Linked DNA regions of Homo sapiens: region 2 is linked to region 1. The links are chromatin contacts, found by Hi-C or POLR2A ChIA-PET in ENCODE. All regions are on one chromosome and are shown on one strand. Each heading gives the region's core, a stretch centred on a gene start or an enhancer-like site at or near the end of the contact. The rest is flanking DNA. Distances are from core to core; before and after follow the strand shown.

Region 1 (2,700 bases), core at 195-2,694:
GGTGTTGGGGGCGGTAGGAGAAGACCCTTTGCCATATAAGGTAACATAGTCACAAGGTTCCAGAAATTAGAAGATGGACATCTTTGAGGACCATTATTCTGCCTCCCACAATACTCCCAACATCCCTCTAAGATAGGGAATGTCGTCAGACCTATTGTACAAAAACAGACCGTGGAGATTAGAAAGAATCCCCAGAGAGACACACAGCTAGTGGCGGAGTTGGGGCTTCAGCCCAGACATTCTGGGCTACACACTTACCTTGCCCTCCAACACAGGCATCTGGCCATCTGAGGACCCCTACAGATTCTAGCATTTTCCCCACCTGGGCCTAAGGACTTTGTTATGGGAAGGAAAGTTCCTGAACTCCTTTGTCTCAAGCACAGCAGCAGTAGCCTGCCTGCGCATCAGGTTCCTGCAGATCCTGCGAGCTGCTCCCCAGAGCTGCCCATCTCTGCCCTCCAGCCTTTGTGCAGCTGCTGAGCAGTTCAGGGAGAGCGGGACGGGTGGTGGGCGGTGAGCGGTCCAGTCAGCCTTTGCAGAGTGCGGCGCAGCTATCTGCAGAGCAGAGCACAATGCCAGTGCTGCCCGGGGCCCAAGAGTGGTCCCCTCTGCTCCCCTCCCACTGGGGGCTCCGGATTTAGGATGCTTCCTATCAGCCTGCTCAGATGGGACCTGGGAGGCTGCACTCGAAGCTCATGCTTGGTTCTGGCTGCAGCTGGCAAAGCTCCCCATCCTTCACAGCCCATGAAGATGTCAGGCCAGAGGGGTAAGGTGAATCTCCTGAGGCCAAACAGCTGGCAGGTACAGGAGCCTGGACCCTCCCAGGTCAGCCTGACCCCAGAAGGGTGGGCTTCCTGTTACAGCAGTTGCTGACTGAGGCTTCAGCTATAGGCCATGTTGGGGCTAAAAACGAATAAGAAGATTGGATGAACCCACCTTAAACCACAGCAACGTGCAGTCACAGGAAGGCCAAGAAACCCATTCACATCCAACTCAGCAAACCTCTCGTGTGACCTCAGCTTTGAGCCAGCCTTGCAGGGCCCTGAGATGAGCAGGGGTCAGTCTCTGCCATTAGGGAGTCTGGGGACATTTTCTTCCTGAGCTCAAGGCACAATAAGGACTTATCCTCACTAGGCTGAGCACAGTTACCTGGGGGCAGGAGCAGGAAGTATCACCAAGTGGGCCATGCCAGTGTGCACCAAGCACAGCCCCCGGGGTAAATGTGCAAAGACCAAGAGGAAATCCAGGCTGGGTGGGTGAAGGGTGGCAAGTGCATCTGGGGGGACAAGGGGCTTCTCCTACAGTTCCGAGGGTGCCAGGTGGCAGGCTCTGTGAGCAGTGAACTAACAGGCGCAGGAAGGAGCCTAACAGCCCCGCCTGGGGTCTGGGCCTAGGCCAGGAAATCAGGGCAGGATATGAGGAAGGAGGACAAACCCCGGATCACTTCCAGGCTATGCCTGTGCTGGCCTGTGGTACTGGTCACACCACAATGGGTCCCTCACTCTCCAACCAGCACCCCCAAGAGGGGGAAAAACTTGACAACTCTTGGAAATGTGACAGAATTCCAAGGAAGGTCATGCCTAGAATTAACTACGTAAATTTTAAGCCATAGTTCTATTTGTGCAATTCAACGGTATAAAAAATGACAATGTTTTCAAAGTAGAATTAAAAATGAGGAAACATTATACTGTGAGTGCCATCTAGTGGAGAGATCTGCCAGTTCTGGGCCAGAAAGTGCAGGCCCTGTTGCCCACCCCCAGCCTTTCAGCCAGCACAGCTAGATAGGAGTGGAGCTTGAGGCCAAGCCATCTGGCTTCCAAAGCCACACACTAAAATTGCCCTCCAACACAGACATCTGGCCATATGGGGCCTCCTACAGATTCTAGCATTGTTCCCATCTGGGCTGGGAGGTCTTGGAACTTGATACAGCATACACCTCTGGTTCCAAAAGCACCTGAGAACCTGCACATCCAGCCACTGAGCAAGACACAGAGAAAACACTCTTATAAGGGGGCTTTAGTGCCAGTGGGACTTCTGTCCTCTTGTGGCTGTGGCCTGCCACTGCTTTCCCGACATGGTCAGTATATAAAGCGTACTGAGAGGTGGGAGCAATTGCTTTGGGCAGAGGTGACGGTCTCCTCCCTGAAGCTGCGGGGACACGCAGGAAAACCACTTATAAAGTTTAAGGGAGGCTGAGAGAAAGGGTGACTGGCATTTGTGTCTTGCTTGGACAGTTGCTTACACACAAGATTTGCTTTTCATGGTTACCCAGGCAAGGAAAATCTGACTGAGGACTGATGGCAAATGGGGTTCTGCCAGGCACACCTCCTGCCGTAAGCATCCAGTTCTCAAGAGGAGCAGAATGTGAAGCCTCTGTGGGACCACAGGCCTGGGCACTGATGGAGAAAAGAGGATGACATGGGCCCTCAGACTTTCTAGAATTCTCATAGTGCAGGGCAGACAGGCAAGATGCCACCTGCAGGAAGTCAGCTGAGATTTGAGGTCAGAACGCACAACAGATCCCCAGTGCCCAGAGGAGCTGGTTGGGAGGGTGCCCCTGCCCCAGTTCACAACACCGTCCACCAGGGAGGGAACTGCAACCTTGCCTGGCAAGCAAAGAAAGGTCTACATTTCCCCTCTGCCTCCTTCCCACCCCAGTGCCCAGGGTGCAGTTCAGGGAAGAGTCTAGGAGAAGCAACC
Region 2 (2,700 bases), core at 187-2,686, 82 kb before region 1:
GATGTCATTTAATTCCTGTAGCCAGCTTGCAAGATATTAATGTTCCCATTTTACAGAGGAGAAAACTGAAGCTCAAAAGTGCAGTCCTTCCATCCTGCTTCCCCAGCCAGGAAGTAGTCTAAGTTTATGTTGTCCAATAGCAGAGCCTAAGACAAGGGCTTGGGTGCAGGTGGTTTATTTGGGAGGTGATGCCAGGAAGCAGGACTGATGGGGCAAAGAGTGACACCAGGAAGGAGGGAAGGCCAGTGTGAGGGGCATAATGAAGGTTGCTGCTGTCCCAAGACTCACTTCCACAGGGACTCTGGGAAGAGTGCAGACTCACCTGCCATAAGCCTGGAAGGGGAGAGGGTGGGGGTTACCCGGCCCCCTTTCTCCCTTGGCTGAGGGCAACCCCAGGGGTGTGGACACCCAGCCCTTCTGGACTGCATTTGTTTGCCCAGGGCTTAGGGTCCCTGTGGCTTCAGAGAAAGCCGAGGGCTGAGAGCCTGGAGCGGGAAGCCATCAGTGGGCTCACCTAAGAGGGGACGTTTCACCACAGCTGTGGCTGAACTTGGAGCTGGCCAAGGGGCTGGGACAAGTTACGGAGCACCCAAAGCTGTGCTTCAAGCTATAACCTAAACCCCAGGCATTTTTCTCTTACCAACCTTGGAGGAGTATGAAACTAGTCATGCCTGAGGAGACAGGGAGTCGGGGTCCAGGGAAACACCAGGCCCAGTGCAGAAGTGGGGGTGGGGGCAACAAGAGACAGAGGCCCAGAAACAAGGTGAAGTGCTTCATTCACGGTGGACCCAGAAGGAGCCTAGCCTCCAAGAGCCTCCCATGGGTGCTGGAATTCCCTTGTTCACACTGAGGAAGAGGGAGGGCAGGTACATGAGTCTGCTCGGGCTGCCATGACAAAGCACCTCGGGCCCCAGGGCTTTCACAACATACATGTATTTTTTCCCATTCTGGAGGCTGGAAGTCTAAGATCAATGTGTTAGCAAGCTTCTTTCTCCTCTCTCCTTGGCTTGTAAATATCACCTTCTTCCTGTGTCTTCACACAGTTGGTATCTGTGTCCTTATCTCCTCTGCTTATAAGAACTCTAGTCATATTGGACTAGGGCCCACCCTAATGACCTCATTTTAACTTAATCACTCATTTTAACTTTGATATTTAAAGGCCCTATCTCCAAATACAGCCACTTTCTGTATGGGGCGGTGGGGGTTAGGCTTCATCATGAACTGGAGTCGGGGGACACAATTCAGCCCTCTTGCTTTCCTGGGCTCAGAGCTGTCAGCCCTGAGAAGCAGAGGAGAGTCTATTCCAAAGAACAGGCTGGGCAGAGCCTCAGAGAGTGTCTAGACAGATGCCCTGCCAGCCACACTACCCTCTAGGGAGCCAAGCGGAAGCCCAGGCTCACCCACCCCCAGCCACAGAACCAAATAAGGGCTGAGTCAGCGGCTCTTCTTAGAGACCCAGTTTCCTACAATGGTTTCTGTTTCTGCACATCTGGGAGAAATGATTTGACTCTGGGAATGGTTGTGAAATGGGCAAACCACAGTGCAGGCTCACCGCCCTCTGCACCCAGCAGCTTATCCTCTCCTATGGCCCAGCTCTGTGGGGGCAGAGCACTTTTCCCTGTTGGCTAGATGAGGAAGCAGAAGATCTGAAGTTTACTGACTTGCCAAAAGCTCACAGCTAGTTAGTGGCAGACAGGACTCAACCCAGATCTGAGCTGACCCATCTTTAGTGCTCACTCACAGCAGTACCTCTGCTTTTAGGGACATTGATGGCACCTTTTGGCTGCTCCCATCAAATCCGCCACCCAAATCTGAAAGTACCCATTCAGCTACCCATGATACTACTGAGCTACTAGTGCAAACTGGCTTCTCTCAACAGGTGAGCTGGCTAGCAGATAACACTTCCTGCCAGTTATCATAGAAACAAGCGTGGGAGGAAGCAGCATCCTGGTGGCCAGGAAGAAGGTGAGGGAGAACATAGGGCATAGATGCCCATGGTGTCAACTCTCAGACACCTGCCCCAGAGATTTCCAGGAGTCAGGGCATCCCGCAGCCAGCTTGGCCCAGCATTCAGTTAGGAAAGGCTCTCCCTCCTCCCATGCCCAGCCCTCTGCTCCCTCCTCCTCTTAGCCCCGTGGAATGATCCTGTCTCTATTAACCTGCCCATCTCCTTCTGCAGATGGATGTCAACAGGGATTTTCTTGTGGAAAGTCCACAGGGAAAGCCAGCCCTCCCTCCCTGCTGCTGGCATCATTTTCCCACAAAATGTAAAAACAGTCTAGAGAAAGCCAGGCCTGGGTGTGGATCCAGGTTCTACCACCTGCTTACTCTATGCCCTTACTCAAGTGATATAATCTCTCTGCTTCATTTCCTCATTGTAAAAGTGAGACCACAATAGGCCATATCTCACAAGACTGTAATAAGGATTACATGTCTAATTAAAAGAAAAGAGTTCAAGGAAAGGCACAGGGTAAACCCTGAATAAGTGGGAACTCCCTTCCAGACAAACAATCAGATGCCACTGTTAATCTCTGGCTGAGAATTGTTTCCTTTGGGAATTTTTTGAAAACCAAGTGATATGATGGAGACTCTGGACACAGGAACCCTACATTTGGAGCTTTCTCCCAGTTTTACTTCTCCAGCATGCAGTCACTGCAAACCTCAGACCTGGGAGTCTCAGAGGAAGGTAGATTGTCTGCA

What was found. Hi-C counts contacts between places; a loop is a spot of excess contacts on that map. ChIA-PET counts read pairs that join two places held with the same protein, here RNA polymerase II (POLR2A). Pooled maps may share reads with other maps.
Region 2: a loop to region 1 is called in a pooled map, with 4 times the contacts of the local background. The contact joins two enhancer-like sites. A Hi-C loop is called at or near these places in 3 of 168 maps with a recorded cell type or tissue (endothelial cell of hepatic sinusoid, posterior cingulate gyrus and stomach), 1 of 37 single-sample maps with no recorded cell type and 5 of 50 pooled maps. POLR2A ChIA-PET finds 5 or more read pairs at or near these places in 2 of 52 experiments (K562 and activated naive CD4-positive, alpha-beta T cell).

Annotation. Positions count from the first base shown.
Region 1 is chr10:48,551,035-48,553,734 of GRCh38, reverse strand. The region is part of intron 3 of ARHGAP22 (Rho GTPase activating protein 22); the gene reads left to right. Among named protein-coding and RNA genes, the nearest start is that of ARHGAP22-IT1, 41 kb to the right of the region's middle. Within about 2 kb of position 1,444, at least 3 of the 41 ENCODE cell types and tissues checked have a DNase peak (open chromatin) inside an H3K27ac peak, as active enhancers do.
Region 2 is chr10:48,633,252-48,635,951 of GRCh38, reverse strand. It overlaps a transcript of ARHGAP22 not described here. Among named protein-coding and RNA genes, the nearest start is that of ARHGAP22, 30 kb to the right of the region's middle. Within about 2 kb of position 1,436, at least 10 of the 41 ENCODE cell types and tissues checked have a DNase peak (open chromatin) inside an H3K27ac peak, as active enhancers do.